Regions from separate parts of the Homo sapiens genome. Here region 2 is linked to region 1. A link is a loop called in an ENCODE intact Hi-C map of the cell type or tissue named here. Cell type or tissue: PC-3. All regions are shown on one strand. Links, peaks and the distances in the headings refer to the core of each region. The heading gives the core; the rest is flanking DNA. Region 1 overlaps WDR27 (WD repeat domain 27). Region 2 overlaps WDR27 (WD repeat domain 27).

Evidence for each region. A loop is a pair of places that touch in the nucleus more often than their neighbours do. Peaks named below come from ENCODE experiments on the same cell type or tissue, not always from the same donor. Only the 100,000 strongest peaks of a DNase experiment are listed, where the experiment ranks them.
Region 2: it touches region 1 in a loop (8-fold over the local background); 1 of 110 quality-filtered maps calls a loop at or near these places.

Annotation. Positions count from the first base shown.
Region 1 is chr6:169,615,689-169,621,070 of GRCh38, reverse strand. All of the region lies in intron 21 of WDR27 (WD repeat domain 27), which reads left to right. Among named protein-coding and RNA genes, the nearest start is that of WDR27, 84 kb to the left of the region's middle. RefSeq lists enhancers at 848-1,492, 1,493-2,137, 3,517-4,055. In PC-3, for the core only: no CTCF peak of the experiment used is centred there; no DNase peak of the experiment used is centred there; H3K4me3 peaks cover 351 bases; H3K27ac peaks cover 2,162 bases.
Region 2 is chr6:169,556,479-169,561,860 of GRCh38, reverse strand. All of the region lies in intron 25 of WDR27 (WD repeat domain 27), which reads left to right. Among named protein-coding and RNA genes, the nearest start is that of WDR27, 140 kb to the left of the region's middle. RefSeq lists a silencer at 4,764-4,923. In PC-3, for the core only: no CTCF peak of the experiment used is centred there; a DNase peak (open chromatin) is centred at 2,570; H3K4me3 peaks cover 925 bases; H3K27ac peaks cover 1,641 bases.

The sequences.
Region 1 (5,382 bases), core at 299-5,298:
CAGTGTTCTGTGAATGAAGAGTTAGATGAAGTGAGGGCAAAGTCCTTGTGCTCAAGAATTGTATTTTCTTACATAGGAACACGTGTATTACACAAGGTCAGGTGCTCTGTGCTGACCAGGTAACTAGAGCAGCAGGTTCATGACACAGGGAAGGGTGCCAGGTCTATGTCTGGAGGAGCAGAGTGCAGGAGGAGCAGGTCTATGTCTATGTCTGGAGGAGCAGAGTACAGGAGGTGGACTGTGTGGTGAAGCCGGTGGAGGGGTGGACCTCGAGCCCCTTGTTAAATCAAAATATCTAAGACAGGTCTCGGTCAGTTTAGAAAGTTTATTTCACCAAGGTTAAGGATGCACCCATGACATAGCATCAGGAGTTCCTGACGATGGTGGTCGGGGCACCGCTTGGTTTTATACATTTTAGGGAGACATGAGATATCAATCAATATGTGTACCATGTACTTTGGTTCAGTCAGGTAAAGTGGGATTTGAGGCGAGGGCTTCCAGGTCATGAGTAGATAAGAGGCAAAAGGTTACATTCTTTTGAGTCCTTGATCAGCTTTCCACTGAATACACAATTTAGTCTAGCTCAGTGAATCATCATTTTTACATAAACAATAGGGGAGAGGAAGCAATGAGATACGCATTTGTTTCAGGGAAGCCTCGGAGGGATGTCTTTGAGTTCTGACTGTCCTTTGTCCACAAGGAATTTCCTTGTGGGCAAATTGTGAGGGAGGTCTGTAGCTTCTTATCTTTGTAGCTATCTTACTTAGGAATAGAATGGGAGGCAGGTTTTGCCTGAGGCAGTTCCCAGCTTGACTTTACCCTTGGCTTAGTGATTTGGGGGTCCCAAGATTCATTTTCTTGTCACATTCCTGATGGACATCTGGACAAGCTGGCTCCCTGAGACAGCATCCCTGCAGGTAAGGTGTGTCCTAAAGGGGTGAGGACTAGGCTCTGATTAAGGGGTCTGAGGAGTCATGCTTTAAAAACCATCAATTCTCGTCAGATGGGTTTTATTTAACCTTATGTATCATGACTTATTTTCCAACCTGGCTCTGGCATAACATTACAAGACAAGGAAGAAAATAAAAATATTTCACTCCAAAACATGTGTCTTTGCCATATGTCGAAATGGCCCTGCAAAGCTGTCCTTTGTGTGGGAAAACCAGTTCAGTCACATTAGTCATGCATCTGTGAAGAATCTCTATTAACATGGCTAGATCTCTTTCTTCCAGGCCCTCCCAATCCTAAACAGATTAAGAGTCTAGCACCTTTTAAAGATCTGAACAGGAAACATTTGTCACCTGTTGTCTCCAAGGGCAGCCACTAATGAGGCTTCAAAAGAACCTTGGTCTCCACAGTCTTTTATCTTAAACTGAACATTTCCTTTCTATTGATCCCAGGTCTTCAGAGAAACTCAACCAATTGTCAACCAGAAAATGTTTACTTTTACCTAGAGCCTGGAAGCCCCCACTTTGAGTTTTCCTGCCTTTCCCAGGTGGGAAACCAGTGTATTTCTGAAATGTCTTTGATTGATGTCTCATGCGTCCCTAAAATGTATAAAACCAAGCTGCACCTGACCACTTTGGGCACATGTTCTGAGGACCTCCTGAGGGCTGTGTCACGGGCCGTGGTCACTCATATTTGGCCCAGAATAAATTTCTTCCAATATTTTACAGAGTTTTACTCTTTCTGTCGACAAGAGGCGCATAGGATATTTCATTCCAAGTGCTGTGGTGAAGACTGTTTTTACAAGTTGGCCTTGTGAAGAGCCATTGTTGTGTAGATGTGCCTCGCTTTGTTCCTGGAATGACATGGTGACCGTCTAATTTCCCAATTCAAGGAGAGTTCCTCTCTTTTAAAATCTTAGCTTTTTGTTAAGAGGTTTAGTGTCTTTGCTTTAGGAAACTGCTTAAAATGTCTACATTTTTCAACAGCTTGAGCAATGACTATACAGTAGCCTGAATCCTGTCAAATCTATGTGGTCTTTCAGTAGGGATTGTAATATTTTGTGAATCATTGTGGTGTACTCTTGGATGAGAGGTGTTATATTAAGAAAAATAGTTCTGAGGTTTTTTATGGGAAAATTACGGGTTTTACTTCCTGAAAATAAACATCTGAATGGTATTTGATGGAATGAAAGGGAAAGAGTGTAAGGTTACAGAGGTTTACACTATTTTTTAATAGCTTTTTTAAAAAAACTTATCTTACATTTTTGTTCAGTTGCACAATGTACATCAAACTAACCATAGCCATGTGGGGGCTGCTACTCACAAACTGTCATCCTACAAGTCCAAATACAGGAGAAGCAGAAATTATCATTGGCCCAAATGCTGTATTTCCAGTAACATATAAAACAGGGCATTTCTAATTTCTTCTAAGCTTAGTAACCACCTCAGCCACATTAGTCATGCATCAATAATGTTTTTTTTTTTTTTTTTTTTTTGCAGTCATCCAAGTGCACCACCATTAACATGATCTCTTCTGAGAATTACTCCTATAGTTATCTTAATTCTGTTGGACAAATGGAATTTTAAATTCATTTTAGTATTGTATTAACAAGAGTGCCAGATGCATCAAAAAGTGATGGTCATATTTTCCTATTTTATGTGTTATATTATTAAATGGCTCATTTAAAAAATGAAAATGCATACGTGTTTTATGATTTATTGATATCCTTAAAGTCCTAGCAGGTGTAGATACTTTATATATTTTTAAAACTTGATAGGATACTACTCTTTGCCTGCCTCTGAATAAAATATGTACTATTTTGTGATATAAATACATAATACTAGACAGCTAATTTTAATTAAAAACAATGTGTAAAAGTTTAAACAGCTTTTTTAATGAAATAATTTTATTACATATGATTCTAGATTTCAGGAATAGTCACTTATGTTATTTTGCTTTATTAGTTTTAGATCTTGCTGTATTTTTAAAAAGGAAATGAAATGATTATTGATGCAGAGAAAACCCTACCCACATCCCTCCCTTTTCTTCTTCTCTGATAACCACTGCTGAATTTGGTATGGGTCTTTCCCTAGTACCCATTCAGAAGCAATGATACAGGAGTTAAGAAGAAATTACTTAGGCAGATAATGAAGGTATGGGAATCCTCCCTAAGGTTTTCCTTTTAATGAAGAACAGCCCCCAAATCATTTTCTTTTCTAACGAAGAGCAGGCTGTAAAATCGAGCTGCAGAGTTAGACAAACAAGTTGGAAGCTTGTAAACGCGAATACTGGCAGTTGTGCCAATAGGAAAGGCTACCTGGGAATAGGCATGTTCAAAATGGTGGCTCCATCTTTTCTTTTCTGCCAGCCATGTGTACAGTAAGGAGCAGGCAAGATGGCGCTGGCCAAGTAGAAAGTCCATTTGCATAATAAGATTAGGGTTGGGCGGCTGGGCACAGTGGCTCAGGCCTGTAATCCCAGCACTTTGGGAGGCAGAGGTGGGTGGATCACCTGAGGTCAGGAGTTCAAAACCAGACTGGCCAACATGGTGAAACCCGGTCTTTACTAAAAATACAAAAATTAGCCGGGTGTGGTGGCATGACCTTGTAATCCTAACCACTTGGGAGGCTGAGGCAGGAGAGTCACTTGAACCAGGGAGGAGAAGGTTGCAGTGAGCTGAGATCGTGCCATTGCACTCCACCCTGAACAACAAGAGTGAAACTCGGTCTCAAAAAAAAGATTAGGGTGGGGCAACCAGCCTTCCCTGCCTACCATGTAAAAGTCACACTTGATTGAACCAATCTGTGGGCTCTACATACATCAGGCACCGCCTCCTCAAGCTTGCCTATAAAATCTGGCACAGTCCACCACATGCCGGCTTTTCCCTTTGGGACACCCCTCTCTCTTGAAAGAGAGAGAGGGCTGCTCTCCTTTCTTTTTATTTTGCCTATGAAATCTTCGCTCCTAAACTTGCTGCTCATTTGTGACTGTGTCTTTAATCTTGGTGCTAGGCAACGAACCCTAGGTATTGATCCCCCACAAGGATGCTGCTTCAGCAACATTGTGCATTGTTGAGCCTAGCGTTAGCCTCTTACACATGGTGTCAAACCCCATATCTCCCTGTTGCTTGATTTTTCATGCTGAAATTGCACTTTACCAGTTTGGGCATGCACTATTTTTATTATCTTCCAGCACTAAATATTTTCTCATGTTTATTATGATGTTTTTCAACCCAAGCTTCAGATGTATGCTTTTAGATTTCCACATGAGTTAATTTTTGGTCATCTTTTTTGTTGTTGGTTTCTAATTTTATGGCATTGTGTTCAGAGCATGCACTCTCCATATATAGTATTGATTTTCTTGGTATCTTTGAGATTTTTTATCTATTGAAAACTGGACACTATGGTTTGTTTTTAATATTACATAGGTGTGTGAGAAAAATGTGGTTTTGCTGACTATTTGGTACATGTTTGCCCAGATATTCATTGACTCACCCTTGTTAATTGTGTTTAAATTGTTCAGGTCTTCCTAATTTCTTGTTGCTTGATTTTTTTAATTACTGAGAGATGTGTTAAAAATCTACCATTATGATTGTAATCTTGTCAGTTTCTTCTTCTTCTTCTTCTTATTTTTTTGGAGACGGAGTCTTGCTCTATCGCCAGGCTGGAGGGCAGTGGCGCAGTCTTGGCTCACTGCAACCTCCACCTCCTGGGTTCAAGCGATTCTCCTGCCTCAGCCTCCTGAGTAGCTGGGACTACAGGTGCCCGCCACCACACCCAGCTAATTTTTGTATTTTTAGTAGAGACAGGGTTTCACCATGTTGGCCAGGCTGGTCTCGATCTCTTGACCTCGTGATCCGCCCGCCTTGGCCTCCCAACACTTGGGATTACAGGTGTGAGCCACTGCACCCAGCTAGTTTCTTCTTGTAATTCTATTGAGTTTTGCTTTATGTATTTGAAGGGCATGTTATTAGGGATATTTAAGTTCAGTCTTCTTATATTTTCACGTGCAGTTATTTCTTTTATCATTTTTTTGAAGAAACTGTTTCTAATGAGGCTTTCTTTACCTTATATCTGTTTTTTTTTCTAGTGCTTATATAATCTTGCCTCCTCAGAGTTCGCGTGTGCTGTTTGCGCCTCAGCTTTCAGTTTTGACTTTTTTTTTTTTATTAGGTTTTCAGAACTTTTCTTAAAATCCAGCGTAAGTTCCTTATAGATGCTGGATATTAGACCTTTGTTAGATGCATAGTTTGCAAATATTTTCTCCCATTCTGTAGGTTGTCTGTTTACTCTGTTGATACTTTATTTTGCTGTGCAGAAGCTCTAAAGTTTAATTAGATCCCACTTGTCAATTTTTGCTTTTGTTGCAATTGCTTTTGGTGTCTTTGTCATGAAATCTTTGCCAGTTCTTGTGTCTAGGACGGTATTGCCTAGG
Region 2 (5,382 bases), core at 327-5,326, 59 kb after region 1:
TTTGTTTAAACCTATTTGGGTCTCTTTGTTTGAAGTGCATTTCTTATAGGCTGTATTTAATTACATCTTGATCTTTTATGCAATTTGACTATTTCTGCCTTTTAATGTGTGGGTTTAGACCATTCATATTTAATGTGATTATTAATGTGATTATGTTTCAAACTCTGTCTTGCTTATTCATTTTCTATTTGCTCCTTCTGATCTTTGTTTTTTTATTTTTGTGCTTTCTTTTGGCCCCATTAGATATTTTTTGTATTTCCATTTATCATCTTTTTTTTTGGCTTCTTAGGTGTAACTCTTTGTTTAGTTAATTTGAGGTTTCTTTAATTTAAAGTATAAATCTTTAGCTGTGGTATTCTATTGTTAAGTGATATGAAACCACTTCATCTCACAATAGCAAACTTCCATTTCTCCTCTCCAGGCTGGGTGCTATTATTGTCATGCATTTTACTTTTACAATGTTATGATCTAAATGTTTGTTTTCTGCCCCCCAAATTCATATGTTGAAAGCCTCTCTCTTAAGATGATGGTGTTCAGAGGTGGGACCATCAGGAGGTGATGAGGTCATGAGGGAAGAGCCTCCTGACAGGAATTAATGCCCCCATAAAAGAGGCTTGAGGGCACTTTGTTGGCGCTTTCTACCATGTGAGGGGCAGTGAGAAGGCACTGTCTATGAGGAGGAGGCCCCTCACCAGGCACTGCCAGCACCTTCATCCTGGACCTCCAGCCTCCAGGACGGTGAGAGATAACTGTCTGTTGTTTACAAACCACCCAGTTTATGGCATTTTTGTGACAGCAGCCTGAATGGACTAAGACCACATTTGTTCTAAATTCCACACTAGATCATTATCAATTTTGTTTAAACAGTTACCTCTTAAAAATATTTAAATAATAAGAACAAAAATTCTATATATTTGTCTATGTAGTTCCTCAGCAAACCTTTTGAACTTTGATTTTCTTATCTCTAAAATTAGGTGTTGGATTATACGATCTTTCTGTCCCTTAAGTAGGTCTCGCCTCCACAGAGTGGATTGATATGGTGTGACACTCTGTGAGGGGCGTGTGTGTATCTGCATGGGGTAGTATAAAATGTGTAGTTTACATTTTTACAATAGTTTATGTTTTATAAATATGTAATATATAAAAACATTAATAATAAAGCAATCTGATAATGATTGTATGTACTGGATATGTAGCTGAGGATGATGGGGTAAAGTGACCAAAGTTAGTGTCCCATCAACAAGAGGGCCAGCATCAAGCCCATCTTCAAATTCAGAGCCACAAGGCCCTGGCCCTTGGACCTGGCTGTGCCCGACACCTTGGTGCCTTCCCGTCAGGCTTGGGCAGCCTCCCTGCACACTGGCCTTGCCTGGCTCTCACTTGGAGTTTCTTGTCTGGGCCATGTGCACACACCTTACTTCTTATTTGTAGCCAAAGACAAAATGGTTTGAGGTTGTATTGGTCCATTTTATGCTGCTGATAAAGACATACCTGAGACTGGGGAGAAAAGTAGGTTTAATTTGACTTGCGGTTCCATATGGCTGGGGAGGCCTCCCAGACATGGCGGAGGGTAAAAGGCACTTTTTACATGGTGGCAGGGAAGAGAGAATGAGAGAGAAGCAAAAGCAGAAATCCCTGCTAAAACCATCAGATCTCGTGAGACTTAGTCACTATCACGAGAACAGCACGGGAAAGACAGGCTCCCGTGATTCAGTTACCTTCCCCTGGGTCCCTCCCACAACTTGTGGGAATTCTGGGAGATACGATTCAAGTGGAGATTTGGGTGGGGACACAGCCAAACCATATCAGAGGTCAATTTAAACATTTACTTGCACTGATTAGGTGCTTACTGTGTCACAGTCACCATCCTTAAGTGCTTTATGTAATCATCACAGCCTTAACAAGCGGATACCTCATTACCTTCCTATCGCAGGTAAGGAAACTGAGGCATAAAGAAGTTAAAATGCCTGAACAAAAGCACACAGTGGGTAAGTGGACACGCAAGGCTTCGCACCTCATTGATCTGACTTCAGATTCCATCTTCTTGGCATGGTGCCCACCTACGCACCACAGAGCTGTATAAGGGCAGAAGAGAGGAGTGTGTTCTGCTGCCACCAGCAAGCACTGGGAATCATCTTGAAGAAAAGCGGGGTGAGCTGTACGGAGCCTTTCGGGGCAGATTCAAGAGCAGAAAGCCGTGTCTTTCTTACTATGGACACTCGGGAACTGGAGAAAGGTTTCCTTCTCAAATTTATTGACTAGAACTCAGTTCCAAATCAACATTTCAAAAAAGTTTCTTATTTCTGTGAGAGGCAACATATATTATATTTCTACTAATGTGGCATTAATGCTTGTTTTTTTCTTTTTTAGTCCCTGAGTGGTTTCAAATGTGTGTTTTCATGTACAATTTATAGTTCTGAAGAGTGTGTCATTTCCAGATATTTCCTGACTGTCTCATCAATGCCCACATCATTAAAGTTAATTTCATGCCTAAGGAATCTACACTACCTTCCATTTGGAAAATGTTCTGCAGATTCTAGCAAAGTCAACAGCCAAACCGTGAATGTAAAGGCTGCCGTACAGACTACAGAAGTAGGCAGCTTGCCATTGCCACGCTACCTACTTTACATTCAAGTGATTTATATAAGAGCCAAAAAAATGTGCTCCACATAGTATTGATCTTTCACTGCCATGCAGGGATGAGCTGTCCAGATGATAAATTAAGACAATGAGAACATAAGGGATTGGCTTCAAGATTTGTGGTTGCCGACGGAATTTCTTCAGCAGAAAGAGAAGGAAACTGAACTACGGAACTGGTAGGATATTATTATTTTTACTGTAAACGATCCAAGCCTGTCAGGCCTGTAACTTCCAAGTGCAATGTATTATGATCTACAGTGTAAAACAAAAGATTCTGAATTTGAGTCAGTAATAGCTGGTTTATTCCAGGATTCAAATGTAAGTAACTTACTCTCACCAACAGTAGTCAAAATGAGAAGCCTGCTATGCTGTGGATTTATGGCTCATGGACTCTGGATGAGTTCTGCATTTATCTTCGTGGAGTGACGAATAATTGAATTGGAAAATCATGGCATCCAGAATGGAACTGCATAAAAATCTGCTGGAGTGTTTCCGAAAAAATGAAGACCTCTGGGCCCTTATCCCAGACTTTCTATTTCAGTGGTCCATGGAAGAGCCTGCAAGCTTGGCTTTTCCATCTCAGGACTTAGCTGCAGGGTCTCAGGGCACACTGCAGAGACTCGTCATCCTGTTGCCTGGAGGTGTGCACTGGCTATTTGCAGATGAGCCGCCATCCCGATGACTGCCCAATCCTCGGCTGCCTGTGCTCCGGGTCTCCATTCATTTGACCAGCAAGACCCACATCCAGCAGCAAGGACTCCACCGGGATGGGAGCCTGGTGCTTATTCTCGAACTCAGCAATCCAGCAGTGCACCTGGCTCTGTTTCCAGCCTGGCCAATGATATTCTAAGCATGAATTATTACATATTACTAATTATTAAAAATTAAATGTAATATCTTGAGCATGCCCTGTTCAATTGATGCTTCCTGAGGCCAGAATATCAACTGATCTGTTAGAATAGCAATCAGAAGAGGCTAAATTCAAATATGATCAAAATCAGTAATTAACATACTCTGACACAAGATCACTTCAGTGAGGAGTTTTTATGTGCAGAAGCCATCGCTGCTTGTGGGAAATAGAAATGTCAAAGGGAGTATTGGACTTAGACCAATTTCTGATGAAATGCAGGGCACACCTTTTTGTTTGAACCCAGAAATTTGTGGATAGTGTTGGGAAATATAGTGACCTGATTTATGCTCTCATAGTTCTTAGCCATCATAGAAACACTATAAAGTTAAGAGGGCTTTATAGACACTTAGGCTGCTATAAAAAATTATCCCATTTTTATATTCAAGTCAATATGTTTTTTCAAGTCTAAAACAGTGTACAGTATAGAAAAGGGCAATGAAGACAGTCTCTTATTTTAGTGATAATCTTCTGTCCTGATAACTTATTAAGTGGAGGGGAATGCAAGTTTTTAAAAAATACTTTGATGTTTTTATTTTTATTGAAAAAAATGTTAGAGACAGCATCTCCCTCTTGCCCAAGCTCAACTCTTGGGCTCCTGCAATCTTCCCACCCCAGCCTCCTGAGTGTCTGGGACCACAGGTGTGGGCCACCATGCCCAGCTTATACTTTGATGTTTTTAATCAAAATAAAAGAATTTTGGAAGAAGAATTGAAAAGGAAAGATTGAAGATAAAGAAATAAAAGTATTGGCAGTTCATCTGCAGAGGCACTGAATAAGCACATGTTCTAAATCATGTAGGGTGAGGGCTCCTTTCTTTGTCTGGGGTTACAATGAACAAATGAACAGCCAGAGGCCCCAGTCCCGCATCACAGGTGCACCTGCACCGCACCCCCCACCTCAGGGTCTTCCCCACGTCCCCAGTCAGTCCTCATTTCCACTCTCCAAGGTGGAAACTGCTCTTGTGTCCATCACAGACTGGCTTTGTCTGTTCCGGGTTGTCACATGAATGCCATTTGGCAAGTTTTCTTCTCTGCTTGGCCTCTGTGTAATGATTTTGAAAATCCTCCACAATGTTGCACGCATTCTGGTTCCTTCCTTTATATCACCGAGGCATTTTCCCCTGTGTGGGAGAAACACAGTTTACCCAGCCCTCAGTTGGGGATCTTTTGATGTTTCCAGTTTTTGGTGATTACAAATAATGCTGCCATAAAAATTCTTGTACAGCTGTTTGTGTGAACACATGTTCTCGTTTCTCTTGCGAGAGACACGAGTGCAGTTGCTGAGGGCGATGTGTGCTTAACCGCAACGTAACTGCCTCTCAGTTTTGCATGGGGTTGTACATCTTGACACTCCCCAGCAAGGTATGAGAGTCTCAGTGCCATCATCTCAGTTACATGTGGTTTCTTTAGTCTTTTTAATTTTAGCCTTGAGGTGGTTGCGGAGTAGTATTTTCATTGTGGTTTTAATTTGCATTTCTTTTGTAATGAATGATGTTGAGCACTTTACCATATACTTATATGCCCATTTTTAATTGGGTTCTTTTCTAAATTATTGAATTATAGAACTTTTCTTTTTTAATGTATTCTCAGCTCTAGACAGGTATTGCAGTATTTCCCCTAATCTATGGGTTGCTTATTGGTGTCATCATGGCATCCTTTAATGAACAGAAATTTTACATTTTTATGAAATCTAGTTTTTAATTAAAATTAGATTTGCTTAATGCTTTCTGTGGCCTAAGAAACCTTTGCTAACCCAGAGACTGAGAAGATATTCTTCTGTGTTTCCTTCTAGGATGTTTGTGGTTTTTTATTCCATTTGGATCTATAACCCGT